Linked DNA regions of Homo sapiens: region 1 is linked to region 2. A link is an interaction called in ENCODE POLR2A ChIA-PET data of the cell type or tissue named here. Cell type or tissue: B cell. All regions are shown on one strand. Links, peaks and the distances in the headings refer to the core of each region. The heading gives the core; the rest is flanking DNA. Region 1 has its middle 33 kb from the start of LINC01778. Region 2 overlaps SDC3 (syndecan 3).

Region 1 (12,510 bases), core at 1,412-9,411, 90 kb before region 2:
TTTTCTCTTCTGGAATAGGCCCAAGTGTGCCCCCTGCACAGAGCTGTTGGAGGGTCAAATAAGACACCAAGTGTCCTGAGCCCAGGACGGGGCACACACACACGAAGGTTGGGTGTTGTTAGGAAAGGAGAAACGGGCCATAGGGAGAAGACAGGGGGAGGCCCTGTCCTGGATCCTTCCCCCTCAGGAAAGGCTGTTTGGGAAACAGGTCTGATCGGGGAAAATTGAGCAGCGCTTCCTGACAGATCAGTAGCTCCCTGAGCCCCCAGACCCTGAGTCCCCTCCCCTTTAACGAAGTGCGGGCTCAGCCAACTCAGTTACCTGCCCGCCCAGCAAGGCGGCTGCTCCTCCAGCAGGGCTGGCTGCCCACCCTGGAGATGTGGGAATGGATCCTGCACACTCCAGCCTTCCAAGCCTCTTCTCCACCACCCACCACAGGGTCGGGCATTCTGCTACTGGGGATTCACTCCTTCTGACCTGAAGCCTTGCAGGAGCACCCTGGGTGATTAGGGCTGGCACCCTGATGAAAGGCTATGGCTCCGGGGGGTACTCAGAGGCCACTGCTGAGGTGTAAGCACCTTGGAACATGTCACCCCCTGAACTGTGGTCAGCTTTGGCCCTGGGTGTAGCGAAGGGGAAGAAAAGGAACTGGCACCTCGGGGATATGTCCTGCACCAGACAGAGGCGTGTCTCAGTGCATTGGGTCAGCACAGCGATCCCGCAGGAGGGTGTTGCTGGCCTCAAGACAAGAAAAATAACCCTTAGGAGAGGTAAGGGACTTGCCCAGGTCACAAACAAGCAACAGCACAGAGCTGGGATTCAAATCCAAGCCTCTTCCACTCCAAGGCCCAGCCCTGGGCTCTGCTCCCTAACTAGCTATGTGACATGACAATTCCCTCCCCTCTCAAGGCCTTCTGTAAAATGTGGTGGTTAAAAGACATGAGGCTGGCCAGGTGCAGTGGCTCGCGCCTGTAATCCCAGCACTTTGGGAGGCCAAGGTTGGTGGACCATTCGAGGTCAGGAGTTCGAGACCAGCCTGGCAAACATGGTGAAACCCCATCTCTACAAAAAATACAAAAATTAGCCCGTGCAGTAGTGGAACTGAGGCAAGAGAATCACTTGAGCCTGGGAGGCAGAGGTTGCAGTGAGCCAAGATCACGCCACTGCACTCCAATCTGGGCAAGAGAGTGAAACCCTGTCTCAAAAAAAAAAAAAAAAAAAAGACATAAGCTTGCATGACCCCCCTACCCAAGTCAGATGCTGTGGGCGCACTGCAGGGAGCTTAAGAGAGTGGGCTCTGGAGTGGGTCTGCCGGGGGGTGCCCCCCAGCTCACCCCTTACATGGGAATTTGGTTACTTAACCCTGTTGTGCCTGCGCTCACTTGCCTGTGAAACAGGAATAAGAACTGTCTCCCTTCTCAGAGCTGCTGCACCTGCTGTGGCAGCTCCGCATGAGAGCTGCACTGTTGTGACAGGCTCCTTGGAGGGCCAGAGCAGGAAAAGACTGGGGGACTCAGGGAGAGCTGAGCAAGGAGGTGGAGGGAGGAAGATCAGTGACATCATAGAAACAGGTTTGTGAGGACCAGGGCTCCTGCCCTGTGGCCCTCGGATGGTCCCACAAATCCCTGGGCAGATAAATCCCAGCTCGCCACTTCCTGGCCTCTCAAAGAAGCCCTTTGTCTGGTGGGTATCAGAGGCTACTTCCGGCTCCACGAGGGCCTGATCAAATGGAGACAAAGGACCCTCACACCGGCCAGAGAGGCCCCAGGGGATGCCCACTGGCCCCCAGCTTCCGCTGCCTGGGTGGCCAAGGGGGGCCCCCGCAGCCTGGCTGAGATCAGAGGGAGAGGGGACAGCAGCCACGGCTGCTGGGAAGTCAGGGGAGGGCCCGGGATAAGGGTGTGGCAGGAAGGGAGTCAGCAGGGACAGGAATTAAAGACTCCAGAGGGCCTTTTTCAGGAGCCAGAGGGCTTTTTTTTTTTTTGAGATGGAGTCTCGCTCTGCCGCCCAGGCTGGAGTAGTGGCGTGATCTCAGCTCACTGCAACCTCCCAGGTTCAAGCGATTCTCCTGCCTCAGCCTCCCGAGTAGCAGGGACTACAGGCACCTGCCACCATGCCCAGCTAATTTTTGTATTTTTAGTAGAGACGGGGTTTCACCATGTTGGCCAGGCTGGTCTCAAACTCCTGACCTCAAGTGATCCACCCGCCTTGGCCTCCCAAAGTGCTGGGATTACAGGCGTGAGCCACCGTGCCCAGCCAAGGGCATTTTAAAAAAATAAATAAATCAAGCACTCGAAGCCTTCTGTAGCTGCCCATTAGCCTCAGGCAGACTCAACTCCAGCCTGCTCCCAGCCCACGAAGCCCTGGGCTGCCCACCTCCCCCAAAACAGCCTTCTGCTAGTTCTCCAAACACAGGCTGCCCCACTCATGGTTGGGGACTTTGCCCCAGCTGTTCACTCTGCCGGTAGAACTTTCCTCCAAGGCATCCACATCCCTGACTCCCCCCTTTCATTAGGGCTTTGCTGTAGAGATGCCCCCTGACTCCTGACCCCTCTGCCACACTCTCCAGTCCCCCACTTCCCTCTCTGCTTCAACTGGGCTTTCATCCTCATATGTCTTCTCAGGATCACCCATGGCCTGCCTGTGGCAGGACCAAATAGCCAAGTGCCTCTGGGTGTAGGCGGCGGCAGCACCTAACACAGGGAGGCTGGGTCTCCTCTCCAGTCCTCAGCAGCTTCGCTCTGGTTTTCCTCCTGCTTCCTGGCTCCTCTGCCGGTGCCTCCTGGCCTCCCTGACCTCCTGGGAGGCTCTGGTCCTGTGCCCCACCCTCACTCCCTCCTTACGTGACCCACGCAGTCTCTGGCTTCCACCACCTTCTCTCTCCCTGACCCACACCTCCAGCCCCAGCCTTTCCCCAGAGCACGGGACTCCTGTGTCCATGCTCACTTCCAGGAGTTCACGCAGCTGAGTGACGGCATCTCGAAATCCACAGGCCCAAACCCAGCCCTGGCGGCCCCTGCCCCAGACCTGCTTTCACGGCACCCCCAACTCTGTGGGTGATGATGCCCCCTTGCTTATCCTCGACCCTGTCTCTCCGACACCCCACGCCTGCAGACCCAGGATCCGACCACTTCCATGGCTCCTGTTGCTGCCACCTCAACCTCCCAACTTCTGCCCTTGTCCCTGCTTCAAAACGCTCCCGTCCTGCCCTCCCCAGTGACCCCCAACTCAGGGTAAAAGGCCAGCAAGTGTGCAGCTGCCCCCCAGCCCTCGGCTGTGACCTCTTGAACCTCTTCCCCTGCCCTTCGCCCCTCACTCCAACCGCTGGGATCTCATTGCCGGTTCTCAAACATTCCAAGCTGGCTCCCAGCTCAGGGCCTGCGCGTTTGCTGTTACCTCTGCCTGGGCCAGACCTGCGAGGCCCACTCCCTCACCTCAAAATATCACTGGATCAGAGAACCCCAAAAAGTGCTCCTCACAATACTCCCCATCTCTTCCCCCAGCTTAATGTCCTTCAGCTCATGCATCCCCAGCTGGTGGCCTCCCCACAAGCAGGCAGCTCCCTGAGAAGGGGGACTATACCTTTTTTGTTCAATGCCAGCACATAGATCATGCCTGGCACACAGGAGGGGCTCCAGAAATGTTGGCTGAGTCAGCGGATGAATGCGCTGAGCTGAGTGTTGAAGGCTACGTGAGTCTGCCAGGCAGGTGGTGGGAGGAGATGTTCCAAGCAGAGGGAACAGCATGTACAAGGCCAAGGCACAAAAGGACATAGCGTGTCCAAGAAGGCAGGGAGTGCTGCTGTGCAGAGCAGAAGGAGGAGGGTCTAGGGCTGGGGAGTTTAGGGCTGCGGAGTCAGCCAGGGAGCCTGGTCATGAAGGGAATGTGCTTGTTCTTCCATTCATTCATTCATTGAATATTTATTAAGCCCTGTGAGAAGTCTTGCTCTTTCCCCATCTAAAGGGATAAGACTTAATCTTGAAGGTACTTGGGAGCCATTGAGAGATGCAGAGAAGGGGCAGCACCTATCACTGCTGGTCACAGGATGGAACCCCAATATGCCCCCGGATCCTCCCCTACCCCCAGGGGGTGCCTGCTAAGCCACTGCTTCCTTTCCAAGGCAGCATTTTGGAGGTCTGGGGAGAGCATGCCCGCCGAGCTTTCTCCTGGCAAGGCCACAGAGCAACTGAGTCTCCACTAGAGTCAGCCTGTCCACCTGTGGCCCCCCTCGATGTGTAAGTCACATGGCCCAGATGGGGGCTGTGAACCTCCAGAGCTGGAAGAACCTCAGAGAATCCAACCCTTCATTTTCCAGACAGGGCAACTGAGGCCCACCAAAGACAAAGGACTTATTCAAGGTCCTGCTGTGTCTTCAGAGGCAACTCTTGTTTGCAAGTGACAAGCACCTGATTCAGACTGGCTTTTTTGAAAGGACGAGGGACTCTGCAAGCATGACCAGGATGTTGAAGAGTGAACTTCAGGTGCGGTTGGATCCAGGCTTACCTTGGGACACATGCTTCCCCTCTGACAAACACTTGCCACAGGTCTGCAGGACTCTCAGTGGCCACGTCTGGGGATAATGTGTCTACTCCTGGAGTGGGGGTGAGGCGGCGGGGGCAGTGTCAGCCCCACATGGCACCCCAGGACTGAGAAGAGGGTGGGACCCCAAAGGAAAATTGGATTTGCTGGCCCAAGAATGGGGGTAACAAAAGCTGATGTCCCCACACCTAGGAGCTTAGGGATAGAACCCAGACCAGATCTCCACCACCCAACTCCAAACCCAGCACCTATCCCACGTCCCCAGACTCCCTCAGGAAGACAAACTAGACACTAGCGTGGATGGAGGCTGGAGCCAGAGGCAGGGGACCGGGAAGGAGGTTGTCCAGGCGAGAGGCAATGAGCCCCTTGGAAGAAACTCATCAATCTCCTAACTCCCAACTCATTTTCCCACGTCAGCATTTTGCTGAGGGAAACATCTGTCACTTCTTCAAGATGAATAACACACCAACACCATTATTAATGTATTCTTAAGTGGTGTTTAGAATCCACTTCATTCTAACCATCATGACATACATCTTTGCTGACTTGTTCGGACCCCAGAGACCTGGCACTGCATGGCTGCTGCGCAAACTGGGTGACCCCTGATCCCCAAGCATGTAGCAGAGGGTCAAGTTCACAGCAGCCTGACAAACAGCAGGAGAATACACCCCCCAACCCCAGTGAGAGAGACCTGACGCCAGTGAGGGCCAGTGAGGTGAGTGATGCCTGCTACTGCTGGTGGGCGTGTCAGGCCATTATTTTGGAAAGTCATCAGCAGGGTACTTTTTTTTTTTTTTTTTTTTGAGGCAGAGTTTTGCTCTTGTTTTCCAGGCTGGAGTACAATGGCGCCATCTCAGCTCACCACAACCTCCACCTCCCGGGTTCAAGAAATTCTCCTGCCTCAGCCTCCTGAGTAGCTGGGATTACAGGCATGTGCAGTCACGCCCGGCTAATTTTTTGTATTTTTAGTAGAGATGGGGTTTCAGCATGTTGGTCAGGTTGGTCTCGAACTTCTGACCTCAGGTGATCTGCCCACTTCAGCCTCCCAAAGTGCTGGGATTAAAGGCATGAGCCACCGCGCCTGGCCAGTCATCTAGCAGGGTACTTTTACTGTCTAAAATGGCACACACTCCTCCCACCTCTGGAAAGGCCTCTTAGAGATGTAACTGGAGATGTGAAAAAAGCTGTGAGTGCCAAAGATGCTCATCGGGGCATTGTTTATAACAGAGAGAAATTGAAGCTTACCCAAGTGTTCAATGAGGTGATGTCCAAGCATAACCTGAAATGGTGATGCAAACTCAGGCAGCTCCACTCTATGGGACATTCTGTGTCTATTCAAAAATGTGGCCTTCAAAAACTACTGTCTGACGATCATTTGATGGGAAAAAGCAGAAGCTTATGAGAGCCCCAGTCAAAAGAATGATTTTTAGCATCAGAGGAATGCCCCAGAGTTCCACGGCCGGAAGCACCATCGAGACACACAAAACCACCAGCTCCTCAGCAGCGTGTGTCTCCTCAACCACACTAAATCCCTCCTGCTTCTCTCTGGCTGCAATGTTCTCTCTCTCTGCAGGCCAGCCTGGCTGCCTTATCTCCAGAGCTTACCCACTACTCTAGCTCAACCTCACAGCTATTTGATTCCATCTTCTCTTCCTGCTGAAAGAAAATGAGAGAGGGATAAAGCAAGAAAAAGAGGGAGGCAGAAAGAAAGGGAGGGAAGGAGGAAAAGAGGGAAGGAAGGAGGAAGAGAAAGAGAGGGAGGGGAGGAGGAAGAGAGGGAGAGGAGAAGGAAAAGAAGGAGAGAAGGAGGAAGAGAGGGAGGGAAGGAGGAAGAGAGAGAGGGATGGATGAAGGGAAAAGGGAAGGAGGAAGAGAGAGAGAGAAGAAAGAAAACAGGGAGGGAAGGAGGAAGAGAGAGAGAGAAGAAAGAAACCAGGGAGGGAAGGAGGAAGAGAGGGAAGGAAGGACAAAGAGAGGGAAGGAGGAAGACAGGGAAGGAGGGAGGGAGAGAAGGAAGGAGGAAGGGAGACAGGGAAGGAGGAAGAGAGAGAAGTAAGGAGGAAGAGAAAGAGGGGAAGAGGAAAAGAAAGAGGAGAGGAGGAAGAGAAAGAGGGGAGGGGGAACAGAGGGAGGGGAGAAGGAAGAGAGGGAAGAAGGAAGGAGGGAGGGAAGAAGGAAGGGAGGGAAAAAGGAAGAGAGGGAGGGGAGGAGGAAGAGAGGGAAGGAAGGAGGAAGGGAGAAAGGAGAAAGAAAGAATTTCTAGAAGGGACAACTGAATTGTCTTGGCTTTGGTCAAGTGACTCCCCTGGTCCTATCAGCTGTGCTGGACCAGGAGGGCTCCCCATAGCACAGCAGGCTCCCGGTAGTTTGGGGTGGGGTAAAGCAGGAGGAAATGACTGATGTCCCAAATCCTAGTACATTATCGCAGGGTGTATTAGTTATCTATTGCTGCATAACAAATTAGCCCCATGCTCAGTGTTTAAAATTACAGCATTCATTATGTCACAGAGGAATTGAGAAGTTTTTCTGGGTGGCTGTGACTCAGAGTCTCTTGTGAGGCTGCAACCAACACGTCAGCCAGGGCTTCCATCTTTGGAAAGCTCAACTGGGCTGGGGACTCTGCCGTCAAGCTCCTCACAGGGCTGTGGGCAGCAGGCTTCGGTTTCTTGTTGGTTATTGGGGTGAGACCTAAGTTTCTTGCCCCACAGGCCTCTCTGTAAGGCTGCTCAGGACAGGACAGCTGGCCCTCCAGTGCAAATGACCTAAAAGAGAGAGAAAACTACCAAGACGGAAGCTGCAGCATCTCTCACAACCTGATCTCAGAAGTGACGCCCCATCAGTACTCCCGTATTTTATCCTTCACACAGACGCACCCTGGTACAGTGTTGGAAGGGATGACACGGGCACGAATCCCAGGAGAAGGGACCACTGGGAGCCATGTTAGAGGCTAGCTAACATACACGGAAAACACTCATTCTACAAAACTGGTTTCAAAAGTGGATATGCTCTACACTTTTTTATTTTTTTTTTATTTTTTTTGAGACAGAGTCTTACTCTGTCACCCAGGCTGGAGTACAGTGGCACTATCTTGGCTCACTGCAACCTCCACCTTCTGGGTTCAAGTGATTCTCCTGCCTCAGCCTCCTGAGTAACTGGGATTACAGGCATGCGCCACCATGCTCACCTAATTTTTGTATTTTTAATAGAGACTGGGTTTTGCCATATTGCCCTGGATGGTCTTGAACTCTTGGCCTCAAGTAATCCACCCACCTCGGCCTCCCAAAGTGCTGGGATTACAGGTGTGAGCCACTGCACCCAGCCTACCTATTTTTAAATAAAAGAATCAAGTAGGGTAAACATAGTCCCAAAGAAAGTCTTCCTTTTAAAAGAAATTGCCTTTGATTACTTCTGCTGGGTCATAGAGGACCTGCCAGATCTGAGATCTGGATGCATGCAGTATGAGGGCTGGGTGACACTCAGCATCCAGCCTCCATGTGCAACCGTCCTCCTGGTCACAGGATGGCCACGGGGCAACAGGCACTTGCACCTCGCCATGGCTGGGGTTCAGACACATGTATGATGTGACTGACTGACTTGGGGCAGGTGCCCAATGGAAACCAGGCAAGACTGCCAGGAGCTGAGGAGGAAAGGCTCCGTAAGAGAAAGCGGAGAGCAGGTCGCAAGCGAGATTCAGTGGCAGGGGCCCCCGGTTGGAGGGGGTCTTGGTTCTGGACACATCTTGACACCTGGTACCAGGACCCGCTCCAGCCCGGCCACCTCAGCAGCAGCAACAATCCTGGGTGGGTAGGCTGAGTGTGGGCAGAGAGAGCTGCTTTGAAGACGGTCCACGCCGCCCTGCCAGGGGACCCATCCTCAAGGAGCGCCCTTCCCCTCTCTCCCTGGCAAGCAGTGAGCTCCCGAAGTGGCAGAGGACTGAGAGCATGGGGGCCCTGGGAGGCAGGACCCCGCTGGGGCAGGACCCCGATGGAGACGCTGGAGGCAGCAGCAGCGGTGGGAGGGGGTGGGGATTCACCCACACTCTTGAGAGGAGAGAAGAATGAACCCAGGAGCTGGAGTTCCCACAGGCGTAGGTGGGGGGCGGAGCCAGCAAGACTTGGATATTAATGCTTACTCTGGTAACGAGGCTTTTATCACCTGATGATTCCTAGAACCACAGAAGCCAAAATAGGCAGGCCTGGAGGAACCTCGTTAGAAATCTAATCCAACCCCACAAGTCTCACCAGCTACTCAAGGGCTTGACCACTCCCAGCAATGGTGAGCTCACTACTCCGTAAGAAAATTCATTCCGTCATTGGACAGTCCTGACAGATAGAAAGCTGTTTCTGAAATCCCTATGGGTACCACTAATTGGCCCTAGTTCTGCCTTCTGGTGCCTCATAAAATAAACCAGCACCCACTCCTCCAATAGTTACCCTCTTCATTGTTCAGATCAGCTCCTCCCAGCACATCACAGACCATCAGAAACCATTTGTTCTTCCACACTGCAGTGTGAGCCACACTGCATAGCACTACACACCCCCTAGAATGGTCAAAATGAAAAAGGCCGGCCATGCCAAGTGTTGGTGAGGATGTGGAGCAACAGCGACTTTCACACACACCAGTGGGAATGCACGGCCACCCTGGAAAGCAGTCTGCCCCACCCAGCCCTTCCACTGCTGAGTATTTACCCAAGAGAAACAAGAACATGCCCCCAAAGGCACACGCACATTAATGTTTGTCGCCACTTGCTTATAATAGTCAAAAATTGAAAACAACCCAAATGTCCATCCACAGGTGAATGGAAAAACAAATTGTGATATATCCATGCAGCAGAGTACTACTCAGCAATAAAAAGGAACACCCAGCAACAGGGATACATCTCAAGAAACAGGGCTAAATCTCAGGAAAGAGTTCACTGAATGAAGAGAGCTAGACAGAAGTCTAATACTCTGTGCTTTCAATTATAGAAACCCCTAGAAAAGGAAAAGCGATCTAGAGGGCAAGAAAACAGATCAATGCTGGCCTGGGAATGGGAGTAGGGGAAGGGATGGACCGCTAAAGGGAATGAGAAGAAGTGGGGAGATATGGAAATGGTAGTACACTGATTGTGGGACACTTTCGCAGGTGTCAAAACTCACCAGGTTTTGTGCTTTAAGTAGGGCAAGTTGTACACATAGAATACATACGATATATTTTAGCATGTTTCTTAGAAGCTCTAACATGCCGTTCCTTAATTGAATGCTCTAACAACCTGGTCCAGCCGAAGGCCTGGCTTATGAGCTGTTTGTAATTAGCACATGGAGGGGCCTGAACGGCAGGAACTAACGGAGCACCCTCTCTTTAGCAGGTTTGGCCTTGTTAATGTTTGACTCTGGAAACTTTCTTCCAATGCTTTCCAGCAAGTTAATGGCAGAGCCAGGACGTAAACCCAGGTTTCCTGGTTCCCAGGCCAGTTATCCAGTCCCACAATGTGAGAAGAAATAGAAACCAGCGCTTGTGGAGTGCTTCATGGTTCTCCAAGCTGCTTGACATCTGTAATCTGATTTCCTGGATTAATCCCATTTAACACACTCGAGTGTGTCATGGATGAGACGGGGCCGGGAGCACATGCAACGTGTTTATTTATGGCAGGCATCTACTCTGATGGCTTGAGGCCCAGGCCAGGCCAATTGTTAAGTATCTTGAATAACCCTCCTGGGTTAAGCATTCTGGGTTTTGGAGTCAGATAGATCTGGGCTGGAATCCAGGCACTACTATTTACTAGTAGAAGACCTTGAGCAAACCATTTAACCCCTTTGCACCTCAGTTTTCTCTTCCATTAAATGGGGATGGCAGCAATAAACTCCTTATATCGCTGCTGGGATGATTCAGTGTGGTCACAGCATCAGGCATGTGATAAACCCTCCAAGTCTGGCAGCCATCATGAGCCCCATTACTACTATTAATCCTCACACTACTCTTTTGAAGTGAGTCCTATTACATTCCCATTTTACAGAGAAAGAAACCCAGGCTCAGAGAGGCAAAACGACCTGCCCAATATTACACCATAAATAAGTGGCAGAGCCAGGACTCGACCTCAAGTCTCCTGTATGGCTGCAAAGCCAGCTCTCTCTTCGTGGCCCGCCAGGACTCGACCTCAAGTCTCCTGCATGGCGGCAAAGCCAGCTCTCTCTTCGTGGCCCCACACTGCCTTCTGCTTGGGCTATGAAAGTGCTCAAGGGGCCTAAGATGTGAAGGCATAATCAAAGTGCCCTCACATCCCACCCAGTTACAGCTAGAGCTGAAGGAAGCCAAGGCCTGGGCAGGCTGATGCGGCCGAGACCAGGTCAGTCTCCTCTCTGGATCCTAGGCTCTGCCACTTTAAAAACCAGGACGAGGCTGAGCACAGTGGCTCACACCTGTAATCCCAGCACTTTGGGAGGCTGAAGCAGGTGGATCACCTGAGGTCAGGAGTTCAAGACCAGCATGACCAACGTGCTGAAACTCCATCCTACTAAAAATACAAAATTAGCTGGGCGTGGTGGCACATGCCTGTAATCCCAGCTACTCGGGAGGCTGAGGCAGGAGAATCACTTAAACTTGGGAGGCAGAGGTTGCAGTGAGCTGAGATCGCACCACTGCACTCCAACCTGGGTGAAAGAGTAAGACTCCTTCTCAAAAAAAAAAAAAAAAAAAAAAAAACCTCAAGGGGAACTCAGGTCCTGATACATGTGACAGAGGCTAGAATAGTGGTCACCTTCCTTGTAGGGAGGTGGCACAAGTGAGACCCTGGACACAGGTGATAGTCACAGTTTTATACATATATAAAAATCCATCTAAGATTTGCATACCTAGGCCAGGCACAGTGGCTCACGCCTGTAATCCCAGCACTTTGGGAGGCTGAGGCGGGCAGATCAACTGAGGTCAAGAGTTCAAGAGCAGCCTGGCTAACATGGCGAAACCCCATCTCTACTAAAAAATACAAAAATTAGCCGGGCATGGTGGCAGATACCTCTAATCCCAGCTACTAGGGAGGCTGAGGCAGGAGAATCGCTTGAACCGGGGAGGTGAAGGTTGCAGAGAGCCAAGATCGTGCCACTGCACTCCAGCCTGGGCGAAAAAGCAAGACTCCGTCTCAAAGAAAGAAAAAAAAAAGCTTTCCACACTTTACTGTATGAAAATTAGACTTCAATAAAAAATAAAAAATAAAAAAGGCCGGGCGCGGTGGCTCATGCCTGTAATCCCAGCACTTTGGGAGGCCGAGGCGGGCAGATCACGAGGTCAGGAGATCGAGACCATCTTAGCTAACACGGTGAAACCCCGGCTCTATTAAAAATACAAAAAAAATTAGCCGGGCGTGGTGGCGAGCGCCTGTAGTCCCAGCTGCTAGGAAGGCTGAGGCAGGAGAATGGCATGAACCCAGGAGGCGGAGCTTGCAGTGAGCCAAGATCGCACCACTGCACTCCAGCCTGGGTGACAGAGCGAGACTCCGTCTCAAAAAATAAAAAATAAATAAGAAAAAGAAACAAACCTCAATCTTTACCCAAATGTCCAGGCACACATGTGAGCACATAGGTGAACATACGTGCACACTCATGCACTCTCTAGCTGCACCTGCTCCAACAACAGTACCCCTAGACAGCCCCCCGCCACAGTGGACAGCAAAGCCCACCATGCGGATACAGGCACTTTCCAAACTCACCCTCACACACTGTGACCTTTGCAGAGCCAGGTACCCACTTGAGCACAGGCACACGTGGTCTTGGAGACACCTGGGGGATTTTCAGCCCTAGTTTGTAGCAGGGGTTCCTGGAGAAATATGCAACATTGGGCCAGGCACAGTGGCTCACGCCTGTAATCCCAGCACTCTGGGAGGCCGAGGCGGGCGGATCATGAGGCCAGGAGATCGAGACCATCCTGGCTAACATGGTGAAACCCGTCTCTACTAAAAATACAAAAAATTAGTTGGGCTTGGTGGCAGGCACCTGTAGT
Region 2 (12,510 bases), core at 2,287-10,286:
GTTGTGTGGTCTCTTCTTCTGGCAGCTCGAAGTCTCCACTGGGCCCCCCACTCACCGGAACCTCTGGCTCATCCCGGATTGTGGTCAGGAAGGTCTCTGGAGTTGGGGTCTGCAGAGAGGGTGGCATGAGCCCAGGACAACCACACATGCATGCATAACCCCCCACCACCATCCTACTGCCCTGGGGGGCTAACACTTAGCACTCCCTACATGCCAGGCACTGTGCTACACACTATCCCCATGAAGGAGTGTAACAATGCCCCCAGTTTACAGAGCAGGAAGTCAGCTCAGAGCATAAATGACCTGCCCAAGGACACACAGCTAGTAAGTGGGGGACAGAACTAAAATTCAGATCTATCTGTCTCCACAGTCTGTGTTTCTAACCACTAACACACTGCCTCTGTTCTTGCTCTGGACATCCTGTCCCCCTCATGTCCCCTCCAGCTGCCTTAGTAACAATCCTTGGGGGATTCCTGCCGAGAAGCTGTTTGGGAACTGCTGGGTGCAGATGCTATGGATGTGGGCCTGGTCCCAGTCCATGCCTAAGGCAGGGGAGCATTCTGTAGCCTGGAGGCCAGTCCAAGAGCACAACCTGCAGACTATGATGGCCTCAGGGGCAGGTGTCCCGGAAACCAGCTCAGTGACTGACAATCTCTAGGGCTCCCACCACTCGGAGGCAGGATCAGAGCTGGGAATGATGAGACCAAAGTGGGGGCTGTGGGAGCCATCAGAGCAGGGATGTCGCTACTTCAAAGGTGGGCATGGAAAGGCAGGCCTGATGTCCAGGCTGAAAAGAGGCTGCAGCAGTGCCCCAGCGTACACAGCGTGCACAATGGCTCCTCCAGCAACCTGGGCCCTGTGCACCTTCTCCTGGGCTCCGTGCCCCATCACTGTTTCCCCTTCCTGCTTGGCCAAGTCTGTGTGAAAACACCAGGCTGCCCCAGCTGCTTGAGGAGGCAAGGGAAGGGCCTGCATCCTGCTAGAGCTGGCTGGGGAGTCAGAGGGACTGACACTGACCCCAAGGCAGCGCCACGGCCCAAGGGCCTTCCACAGTGAGGCCAGCTGCAGAGGGCTCTGGCACCCAGTCCATGTTCCCACCTCTCCATCTTACTTAGTGCACCCAGCTGGGACCAGACCACCTCTCTCATGTCCTTGGGATTCATCCATCCCTGGCACTCCTGACATCTTCATCCTCTTCCCATCAATTCCCCTGCCCCATCCAGAATATCCCAAATGCACACACATGCAGCCCTGGCCCTGCGAGACTGCCCGGCTCTGGCACCAACTGCCTGGGTTCAAATCCTGACTGTCATCGCTGGCTGCGGAGCCTTGGGAAGTGGCTTCACCTCCCTGTGCACCCACAGTTGCTCGTCTGTAAAATGAGATGACCACAGTGCTGCCCGTGGGGTGGGCATGAGGGCTGGGGCTAACACAGGTAAAGTGCTGAGCACTGACCCACACCCAGGCAGCCCTCCACAAGGCGAGTGATGCCTTCTCATACACCAGCTCTTAACCACCCTCAGACCCATGATAATAACAACCGTGATGACGACAGCAGCTGAGAACCCACTGGCTGTACCATCACCAGGCGCTGTTCTAAGCACTGTGGATGTCAGGAGACTTCACGCTCACAATGAAATGATACACATTCTATTGTTTTCTCCTTTCCGTAGATGAGGAAGCGGAGGTATAGAAATGATCAGGGACTGGCCTGAGGTCCCGTGACTAGGAAGTGGCAGTGGAAAGATTCTAATCCAGCTGCCAGACCACTGAATTAATTCTCTCAACCGAAACACTCAGCCCGGCCCCCCTTGTCACCAATGCACACGTTCACCCAATTCCTTCCCCACCAATGTCCCATCCCATTAGGATCCAACCACCCCAGCCCTCGTTTTCTGTCCCTCTTCCCTCCCTATCCGATCTCTGTCCCTTGGTCCTGCCCCTCGCCCCCACTTTGTCTGGCTCATCTCTATAGCCTCCTGGTCCTCAGTCCTGTCCAGCCCCATCCTCCTCATCCCTCCCCTGACCCACCCTCCTCCGCCCTCCTCCCTGTCCCTTCTCAACACCCTCACCTGAGCCACCTCTGTGGGTCCAGGGGCAGTGGTCCCCAGGGGCAGGGTGCTCCTCTCAGGGATGTCAGGCTCCTGGGTGGTGGCCGGCCTGGGAAGGGCTCTTGGCCGGGAGGTAGCTGTGCTGACCAGCCTGGGTGTTGGGGCCTCGGTGTCCAAGACAGCCGCCGTGGTGGGCGGGGAGGGCGCCTCGGGGGTAGTGGCCCGTGCCGTAGCCACTGTGGTCAGTGGGAGAGGCAGAAGCCTCCGTACGCCAGTGGTCCTTATAACAGCAGTGGTGGCCGTAAAAGGGGGTGCTGCAGGGGTGCTGGGGGTGGCGGTGGCCACTGTGGCAGGCACTGTGGCCACAGTCGGGTCCCCTGTGCTTGTGGCAGCAGTGGTAGCCATGGTAGTGGAGACGGTGGTGGCTCTCTGGCTGGGCTCTTCCGGGACTTCTGTCACCACCAGGGGGCTGGTGGCTGGCTCCAGGGTGGGGCGCTCAGAGGGGAGCTCTTCAAATGGTGTGCCCACAGGCTGGATGTTCGTGGTGGGCAGCACCGCAGGTGTGGTGGACACCGCCAGGGCTACATCTGGGCTGAAGCGCATGGCTGTCTCAATGCCCGACTCCTGCTCGAAGTCTGAGGGGGTGGGGGAGAGGGAGAGAGCTAGGGAGCTGGGTGGTTGTGAGGGGCATGAGGATCCCAGGTAAGCAATGGCCATCAAGATTAGGTCTCCCAACCCCCTCTCTTTACCCAATTTTCCCAGAAAAGATGAGAGAAAGGAGGAAGGCACAGCCCAGCTAAAGGTGGTCAGTTGCTGATGTTCCCCAACTTCTCTCTGCCAAGTCAAAAATTCTGGGGGCCGCCTCTCCCGGGAAGCCTTCCTTGACTATTCCTGCCCACCCAGCCTACAGTTTCTATGAGGTTGAATCCAGGCAGCAGCAACTGAGGCGCTACTGGCTGCAAAACTTGCTGGGGCTTGCAGGGGAACACAGGAGTGGCATTCTGGGAAGAGTCAGACCCCAAAGGCACCCCTACCACAAGCTCAAGGCAGGGGTGGTACACTAAGGGCTTCCCCCAGAGGCAGAGGCGGAGGGTAAAAGGGAAAAGAAGCCCTTGAGGCAGGGGAACTGCTTGAGCAATCTGGCTGACGCAAAGCCGGGACAGTGAAGGAACTTGGGAGGAAATGAGATGGGGAGTAGGGGATGGGGGAGGGAGAAGCCACAGCCAGCTCCTGGGCTCGGAACCAGGCAGGAGGGAGGGGAGCCAGGGAACTTTGCGAATAGAGATGTGACCCAATATAAACGGGTTTTACAAAGATTAATTTGAAAGAGGCTCAAAGGACTTGGCTAAGGAGGGGAGACCAGAGGCGAGGGCTGTGGGGAGCCAGCTCTGTGGCGTGCAGACCCCGTACCATCTCCTCAGATGCCAGCCCGTGCCCTCACTGGGCCCAGTCTCAGCTGCCTTCTTTTTGCTACCATTTTGAGAGCTCCTCCTCTGTGCCAGACCCCAGCTTCCTATCCCAAACCCTCCTAGAGGCACTGAGAAGAAGTCGTATTTCTCACCATCCACAGGTGAAAATACAGGGATTCAGGGAGGGGGAGCACCGAGGGGCACACAGTTGCTACATGGCAGAGTGGGGTTCGCGGTGCCCTTCTCTCCCGAGATTCTGCTAGACCCAGCTGACCTGGCTCCCCTTCCCCAGGGCGGGGCCATCCCAGGCACCACTTGAAGCACCTGCCCTGTGTCATCACTGCCCTAACCCCACCATTGGCCACAGCTTATTGCACCTGACGGGACCACCGGAACCAAGCAAGGTCTGCAGAGAAAGCCACATAGCACACACAAAGATGCAGACGTGGGACCCTGGAGACCTGGACATTCTGGGCCCTGAGGTCCTCCCAGGTCTTGTTCTATCCCCAGAAGGATGTTCTGCCCTTCTTGTTCTGGGGATCCAGAGCAAGAAGAACTTGCCTGACCCAGGCAGTGAATGCCCCCTGCCTCACTGAAGCAAGCCCCCCGTGGGCTTCTCAGAGTTGAGGCTGGATACAGACTGGTCACTGCCCCCAGGCAGAGGTAGGGAGGGGGGTACTTACAGCCCGAGCCCGACCCCGAGTAGAGGTCATCCAGTTCATCATCGGGAAAGGAGTCATCATCCCCAGAGCCCTCCAGGTCCACGGGTCTCTCGAAGTTCTCACTGCGCCAGCGCTGGGCCTAGGGAAGGTAGAGGTGGACACAGGGCTCGGCACCCGAGACTGGCAGCCTGGGTGAGCCCAGAAGGGCGACAGGTGCCCTTGTGGGCTGAGTGACATCCACGTGGGTGACAGAGATCTTGTGTGTACCCTGAAGGAAAGTGCGTGTGTGAATAATTCACAGGGCAGGGGTGGGGTGTGGCAAGTCACCTGGGGTCCCATCCCAGAAGGCTTTCAGTGTCTGGCTGATGACTTTCTCTTAGAAACTGGTCATTTTTCATCTTGACTGCACATCTGAATATTGTGAAAACTAAATTCAGTGGTTCAGTAGGTCTGGGGTGGTCTCTGAGCAGCCGCAATGTTGGGCTGGCTGTGGGGAGCCCTGGGGCATGTGTGAGCAGGCGAGGGCTGGAATGGCCCTGCATTTGGGGCCCAGCCTCTCACCCCCTGCCACTGATGGGCCCCCTTCTGGAGTTGATACAGAGCCAGAGTGAGGATCTCAATCCTGTCTTCATATCCCCAGCCTCAACCACCTGCTCCAGAGCCCTGCCCAGCCCAGCCAGGGCAGGGAGCCAGGAGGTGCCCCCTCACAAAATGCACACACACACATAGTCTCAAAGTAATGAATTAATCAGTATTTACTTTCTACCAGTGAGTCATGGAGTGGAACAATTAGTGTAATTTCTCCCGTGACGAATTGCTGGGTCTTCCTCCTTTTTTAAACATTCTAGGAGCTCAGAGCAGTAGGGCCCAACTTTTCCCCAGCTCCCCTCTGCCCAGAAAGAAAAATACCCACGGTGGAGGAGCTAGAACTCCCCATGGCACTCCCCTCCACAACCTGAACCAGCCAACCTGGAGTCCCTGCTCCCTCCAGCTCTCTGGCAAGCAGCCTGAAGTCACACAGAAGAATGGGGACTGAGCAGGGACCCAGGCTCCGGCTCCTGCCCCTGCCCAGGGCTGTCTTCACTGTCTTTCTATCCTTCCCAGTAGGCTGGGCAGTGGCTGGGAGGCCTTTAGCTGGGAGGAGGGATACTAAGAGGTCTGTGGTCCCTGGAAGCCCCCAACTGAAGTAAATGTGGGTGCCAAAACAAGGGAGTCCCCAAGATTCCTCAGTGACCAGTGCCACTTAGCCCCTAACTTCCTGCTCCAAGAAAAGCCTGTACAAACCCAAAGACCTACCCCCATGCCACATAGACCCTTGAAATGACACACCCCAGAGACACAGCACATGCACAGACACACACTGAAACATGCTCACCTAAAAGCAGCCACAGAGGGCTCAGCGTGTCAGCATGCCTGGGGGTAAAAACAGCCACTCACATGGGGCAGGAGGAGCTGGGCCTGCTGTGCAGCTCTGAGCTCAGAGACAAGCATCGAGCCTCCTGGAAACCCATCAGCCTCCACTCAGGTAGCGCTCACCTACATACTATTCATCCCCAGCTCAGTAGCCATCGACATGACAACCGTTACCATGACGACCATCTTCTCCATGCTAACGACCAGGAGCTGCAGCTCCCCACAGAGATGGGGTGGTACAGGAGAGGGAGAGATCACGGGGGAACTGAGAGGATGACAGGGAAGGGGGAGGCAGAGACAGAGACGGTGACAGAGAGTCGAGGACTGAGGGAGGCCAGGGGGCAGAGGGGCAGAGACGGGGAGGGTGGGCTGGGGGTACGAGAGAAGGAGAGAAGGCAAGGGTGGGAGGCAGAGGGGAGAACTCACACATCCTAATTTAGCCTCATGCTGATGAGGCAAGGCTGGGGAAGGGGCCACCTCAGTAATTTTCCAAACCTGCTTCCAAGAGTACATTCTTTCCGAACAGCAAGCATCCCCAATGGCAGGGTGTGCAGGGGGAGGAACGGCCCAGTCACCCCTGAGCCCACCTGGGATGCTCAGCGGGAACTTAATGCGAGGACACCTGGGACCTGCAGGCATGGGCGCTGGGACTCATGAGGCCCTCTCAGGAACACTACAGAGGGGGTGCTGGTAGCTGCAACTCCCAGAGGGGACAGAGAAATAGGGGTTGGGGAACGGAGCCTGGGAGGCAGCAGGGAAAGCCTTAGAAGTCACAGAATGCCTGAGGAGGAGGGTGACAAGCAGGCTTTGACCCCCAAACGACCTCCGCATTTGCATAATCCATCATAATAAGCATAATTATCCATGCCATTCCCTTAAAGGAGAACTGAATCCAAAAGCCCCAGGACGCTGCCAGCTTCTCCTTGACCCTCACTGTGCCCCCTCCAGGTAAACACAACCCCCCCATGCCTGATAGGAGGCTTCCATACCCCCAAGACACGCGCGCACGCATGCACACACACACACACACACACACACACGACAGCCCAACATCCTCATGCATATATATTCTTCTGCATGTACTATGCACCCCAATGGATACACACACACACTATTAAGTGCAATGTTTGCCCACACCAATCTGTATACTCACCACAGCCTATAGGCAATACAGCCCAGCCCACACCAGCACACACTCACCCATCTACTTCACCCCTAGCTGCCTGTACACATGCCCTAGGGTACTCACAGACACACACACACACTCCTCTCCTCACCACACACCCCACGGATGCCCCCGAGAAACCTCAGCACATTCTCCTGACCCCACGCACCACACTCACCTCACCAAGGCCCACAACACGGACCCACCGCCATGGCCACGTATGTTCCCTAAACACACATCGCTCCTAGACATCACCCTCGGCAGGTGCATCCTCTGACTCAGACATGAACCTCACAACTCGGATACAACCTTTCCTCTCGGCTGCACCCCCCACACACAGCGAGCGTGCCCGGTGGAAGCACTGAACCTTCTGCTTCCGGCCACCACTGATCTCGGGAGGGGACACCCAGCAGAGGCTCCGCAAGCGGCCCATGAAGGCCTGAGCATCAGGTCCCAGGGGAGCCGCTGAGCGTTCCCAGGGCACTCTAGAGACCTCTGCCTGCTGCTGCTGAGGGCCTGCCCCAGGCCAGGTGCTGGGAGCATGTTATTTATGCAGCCTCCTTTAAGCATCACAACTGCCCAGGGTTTTATCATCCCCATTCCACAGATGCAGGAACTGAGGCAGGGGTTAGAATCCAGGCATGAGGCCTCTGTCTCTGAAACCCTTGTCCTGGACATTCCTGAGCCACCCCCAGACCCATTGCTTGTCCAGGGCTAAATTCATACATCTGTGCCCCGCAGCTGCCCTCACCCCCTGCATGACATCAACTCGGCAATGCCCACAGCTGTCCATGCCCACCCAACATCCACACCCACGCGCCAGCACACGATGGTGATAAGACTATGCAGCTCATAGCATTGCAGGAGAAGGGGCTGAGCACGGGACCCAACACACCAGGCACTCCCAACACCCTGCCTCCACATGTGCGCAGCCTACTTGTCCCTCCCTGAACCTGCCCCAGCAGACATACATCCCGCCTCACATGCCATTAACAGGTCCACAATACCTGCATCTCAGTTCCCTCCACACACACATGCGCGCAAACACGCACTTTCCTTCCGGGTACACACAAGTGCACACACACATCGGGATGAAATGTGGCACCCTTCCTAGTGGACTGATGCCCCCTGCTTCCATTTTTCCTCACAGTCCCCTAGTCACCACACCTTCCTGAAGTAACCCACAGCCTCACTCCACAGAGGCACCTCAGGCTCCCAGCCCAGAAGGGACCAGGCCCAGCAGTGACCCACAGGCCCCCTCACTCCACATCCACTCCCACCGATCCTCTCCTAGAGTTTTAGAGCAGCAGCTGGGGAGGCTCCCCTGGGCCAGGGGCAAGGAGGTGCCACCTCCCAGGTTGCCCAGCCCCCTCCCTCCCAGGAGCACCCCATCAGGGCTGTGATGGGTGAGGGTCCAAATGAGCTGGATGTCAGCTAAGTCTCCTCACTTTCACGGCTACCTCTACCCACCCACTCATCACTCACTCTGAGTGCAGGGGACACGTTCAGGAAGGCCAGTGCATCCCTCCCACCCCATCCTCTCTCAGAGCCCACTCCAGAATTTGGGGTCTCTCGTGCCCAGCCCCACACCACCATGAGCCTTCCTAGAGAAACCGGTCAGCACAGAGGCAAAGCATAATGAACCAGCTCCTCTTTACTACCCGGTTGGCTGTCAGGCAAGCCATTTAATCTCAGCACCTCAGTTTTCTCATCTGTAAAATGGAGATGATGAGAAGACTACGCAGCTCATAGCATTGCTGTGGGAAGGGGCTAAGCACAGGACCCGACACCAAGTGAAAAATGAATAAATCAGTGTAGCCACGATTGCTGTTAGTTTATGTTAAAATTTCTATTATTATTTCGAAGCCTTTATCTCATGTAAGCCTCAACCTCCTCATGAGGGAAGCCAAATTGGGATGACTACACCCAGGCAGATGAGACGATTAATGCCCGGAGAGGTTAAGTGGCATTGCCAAGGCCACACAGCAGGGGAGAGTGCAGAGAGAGACAAAAAGAGAGAGGTTGGATGAAGGGGGAGAAAGGGCAAGTTACAGAAACAGACACAAGCACACAAATTAGGTCAGCAGGCTGGGGGCCAGGAGCCCGGCACCCCTGTGCAGCGCTAATCATGTTGCAAAAAGCCAAGAATAAAATCGAGTGTAATTAGTTCTGCCCGAGCTTCCTTCCCCTAATTAGCCAGACTCAGGCCTCACTTTCCTGGTGACCAGAGGCGACATGAGCAAGGGGTGGGGGCCCAGCTTTAGGTTCTGACAGTCTTGGATTCAAATTCAGCTCTGCTTACTTGCTGGGTGACTTTGGATGTGTTACTTAACCTCTCTGAGCCTGTTTGGTTAAATGAGGCCAACAATGATACTTCATAGGGCAGTTGTGAGAATCAAGTGAGATCATGCCTGCACACAGTCGGAGCCGTATAAGGCTTTGTCTATATTCCTACAGCCTGCACTTCCCACCTCAGGCTGCAACTTCAAGGCTACACTGGGCCTGAGGGATCACTGAGTTCAACTCTCCCCTTTTACCGATGTGGAAACTGAGGCACAGAGAGGGGAAAGCCTTGCTTATCACGAAAGGAGGGGGCGGGGTTAGTCTGCCACGAAGCATTCAGAGAGGTAAAGTGATTTGCCCAAAGACACACAGCGACGTAACTACTAGCTCCTCGAGGCAGGGAGGGAGGGTGTCTCAGCATGGCCCTCTGGATCCCTGCAGGCTCCGTCCCCAAAAAGCCCTCAGTCCTGTGAGAACTCAGTGCCCCTCACGCTCACCAGATCCACCCCGGAGACCCAGAGCATCACCGCAGGAATGTGGGCTGGGGCCAAGCTCCGGGCAGCAAGACAGCCAAGGGGGCTGCACAATTGGGAGCCGGGACCAGGAGGGGGATGTCTCAGTCCCCACCCCCACCCAGCCACAGCTGCCCTGGCCAGGAAGCCGGCAGTCCCACACCCACTTGTGGCTGGAGATGAGGGGCACGAGGACTGCACCTGCTGGGGAAGGGGCTATGGAGCCCAAGTCCCAGAGAGCAGAAGCCCGGGGAGGAGTGGAATGGGGAGGGCAGAGAAGGCCAAGCTGAAACACCACAGACCCCCCCCAAGAAAAATCCACCAAGCCCAGACACACACCCTCCCACTCGCCCCAACTCACACACTCAAGCCTCTCACAAACCAAACCTATCCCCACCCCCTACTCCCATCTACAAAGGCAGCTCAGAGGGCAGGAAATGTTCCCTTTGGGCCTGTCCCATCCCAGTCAACTCCTCTGCAAAGATATCATGGCAGCAGAGCCCTCCCTACCCCAAGCCTGTATCTCTCCTGTCACCTCCAGTCTGCCCTCTACCCAGCCCTGTGTTCCCACCATCCCCCCAGGATGCCCTTTTTCCCACTGTGGCACCTGCCTCCACCCACATCCCCACCCCAGCCCCAACAGGAGAGCAGGTAGCAGCCCTGGCTCAGGCGCCCACAGCCTCCAAGACCGTGGACAAATCCTCTTCCCCCTTCTCTGCCTTTCCTTTGCCCCATTTGCAAAATGGAAAACCAAGCATGGTGGTCTAAGGGCCTTTCTGATTCTGACACTCTGGACTCCCAAGAATTTGATCCTTAGGTCAAGGAGATCCAGGACAATGTAATTTACGAGAGGGAAAAAATGGAAATAACCCACATACTGAACGACAGGGGACGAGTTAAATAAATGAGGGTACAACCATAACATGGAATATTACGCAGCTATCAACAATTGAGTTCTCACAAATCTACACTGTCTAATGAGGTTATTAAAAGACATAAATGTGTCATAGAAGGCTTTTTTTTACTTGCTACAAGGAATATTGAAGGATGTAGGAAAATGCACATATTGATCATCAGAAGACAAGACAGTATAGCTGTTGATAGGAATATGCAGATGGCTCTCTCAATTCCGATGTGACTTTGGGCAGATATTTAACTCTCTCAGGCTGCTTTAACTGGTAAAACAAAGATAAGAATGCCCACCTCGTGGGGTTTACAGAAGGAGGCTGGGCATGTTCACCCATTAACAAATTGCTCAGTAAATGCTGGCTATTAATATGAGTATCATCATTATGTTTAAAAAATAGGTTACAAAAAATATGTAGAACTTGATCCTGTTTTAATGAACTCACTATCAAAGTGAATTTCCAAATGCTGCATTATAACTAAAGGTTCCCAGAGGCTCTCTCTGGGTGGTGGGATTACAGGCAGCTTTAATTTCTTCTCAGGACCTTTCTGTATTTTCCACAATTTCTCCGATAAACCCATAGCACTTTTGTTATTAGAGAGCGCACATCCTCCCTGAGTCTCCATCCCTGGTGTTCTCTGGTCTGTGAAACTTCCGGGTCCCCTGGTTCTGCTGAGACCCCATTGAGACTGTTCGTGAGGGACCTTACGAGGAAACTGAAAAGGGGGGTGGAAAGGAAATGAACACAAAAGCCTCTGAGGGAGCTGGCAGGGCCCACGGCCCAACCGAGTCTCACCACAGACAGGCTGGCTTGGCAGGACCTGGCTCCCTCCCCTGGCATCAGCCTGTCTGGCGGCCACCTTGGCCTGTGGTGCCCAGACACCCACCCGCCCGCCTTCTCCCATCAGCCCTGTTCCTGGCTCAGCCGGGCTGGCCAGTCTCTGTTGAGGTGCAGACTGGCTGCCCTACAGCAGCCCACTCTGTCCCCTGTGCCTAGACAGAAGCTGACAATGCAACCCTGGGAAAGCCAGGCCCCCTCCTCAACCCAGGGCTGGGACGCCTCCGTCACCGCCCCATCAATCCCAGCCACCTGCCCTCTCACGTCACTCTTGGCCACCCTGACTCACACTGCTCATTGATGCCTGTCCCCAAGCTCGTGCCTGAGAGCAGGACCACCCACTGAGGCCCCGTTTCCAGACCCAGCAGCACCCCCCACACCCCACTCCCAGCTGCCCACCCCCATACTCCTCCCACACAAAACTATTTACAGTTCTGGGAACACGGGCTCCTTCAGGCCTGTTCCTGCTTCCTGGAATACCTTTCCCCACCATCTCTGCCTGGCCAGCACCTACTCAGCTGGTTAATCAGTAAAACCAATGGTTATTAAGCTCCTACTGTGTGCCAAGCACCATCCTAGGCACTAGATATGTCCCCACAAAGCTGGCTCAGCTCACACAATGCCTCCTTTGTCAGCCTGCTTGAATGTCACATACGCACGCCAACCACCTCCCTGGTCCAAATTAGGAAGTCCTTTCTTGGGGACTCAGTACCTCCACTGTGTTGTCATTTACTAAGGGAGAAGGCCCACCAACCATGCTCCCATCACTCTAACAGGCCCTTCCACTGGATCTCAGTGAAACCACTCAGCTGCCCTGGGAAGCAGATAATATGGTCTCCATTTATAGATGAGGAGACTGAGCCTGTTAAGCCACCAGTGGGGTCACACAGGAGTTGAATTCTGGCCTTGTTGAGTCTAAATCCTGTGTTCAGTGAACTCCTGAACCCCTGAGAATGCCTGCAGGGAATGCCAGTTTGTGATTCAAGACTCCTTCCACTGAGCACTTTTCTGGAAAAGGCTGGGCCATTCCATCCCTTATGAAAATGATCACAGCCCCGACGGAGGGAGCCCTCACTAAGTGCCAGGTTCCTTATATGCACATTGCCTCATTTCTCTTCTCACTTGACCAGAAAGGGATTGCCATTCCCATTTCACAGATGGGCAAACTAAAATTCAGAGAGGTGAAGCAACTGGCTCAAAGTCACACAGCAATGGGCCAGGATTTGAACCCAAGATTAGCTGAACCCCAAAGACCATGCCCTTTGGATTG

Evidence for each region. Peaks named below come from ENCODE experiments on the same cell type or tissue, not always from the same donor. Only the 100,000 strongest peaks of a DNase experiment are listed, where the experiment ranks them.
Region 1: POLR2A ChIA-PET joins it to region 2 with 15 read pairs; 6 of 35 experiments call an interaction of 5 or more read pairs at or near these places.

The regions. Positions count from the first base shown.
Region 1 is chr1:30,785,040-30,797,549 of GRCh38, forward strand. No RefSeq gene overlaps it. Among named protein-coding and RNA genes, the nearest start is that of LINC01778, 33 kb to the right of the region's middle. RefSeq lists an enhancer at 2,832-3,344. In B cell, for the core only: no CTCF peak of the experiment used is centred there; a DNase peak (open chromatin) is centred at 5,962; H3K27ac peaks cover 862 bases; H3K27me3 peaks cover 987 bases.
Region 2 is chr1:30,874,480-30,886,989 of GRCh38, forward strand. SDC3 (syndecan 3) reads right to left here. Exons shown (of 5, transcript NM_014654.4): 2 at 4,144-4,261; 3 at 2,073-2,686; 4 at 1-109. Among named protein-coding and RNA genes, the nearest start is that of SDC3, 28 kb to the right of the region's middle. RefSeq lists silencers at 6,835-6,884, 6,895-6,954 and an enhancer at 11,297-11,797. In B cell, for the core only: no CTCF peak of the experiment used is centred there; a DNase peak (open chromatin) is centred at 7,032; H3K27ac peaks cover 317 bases; H3K27me3 peaks cover 1,384 bases.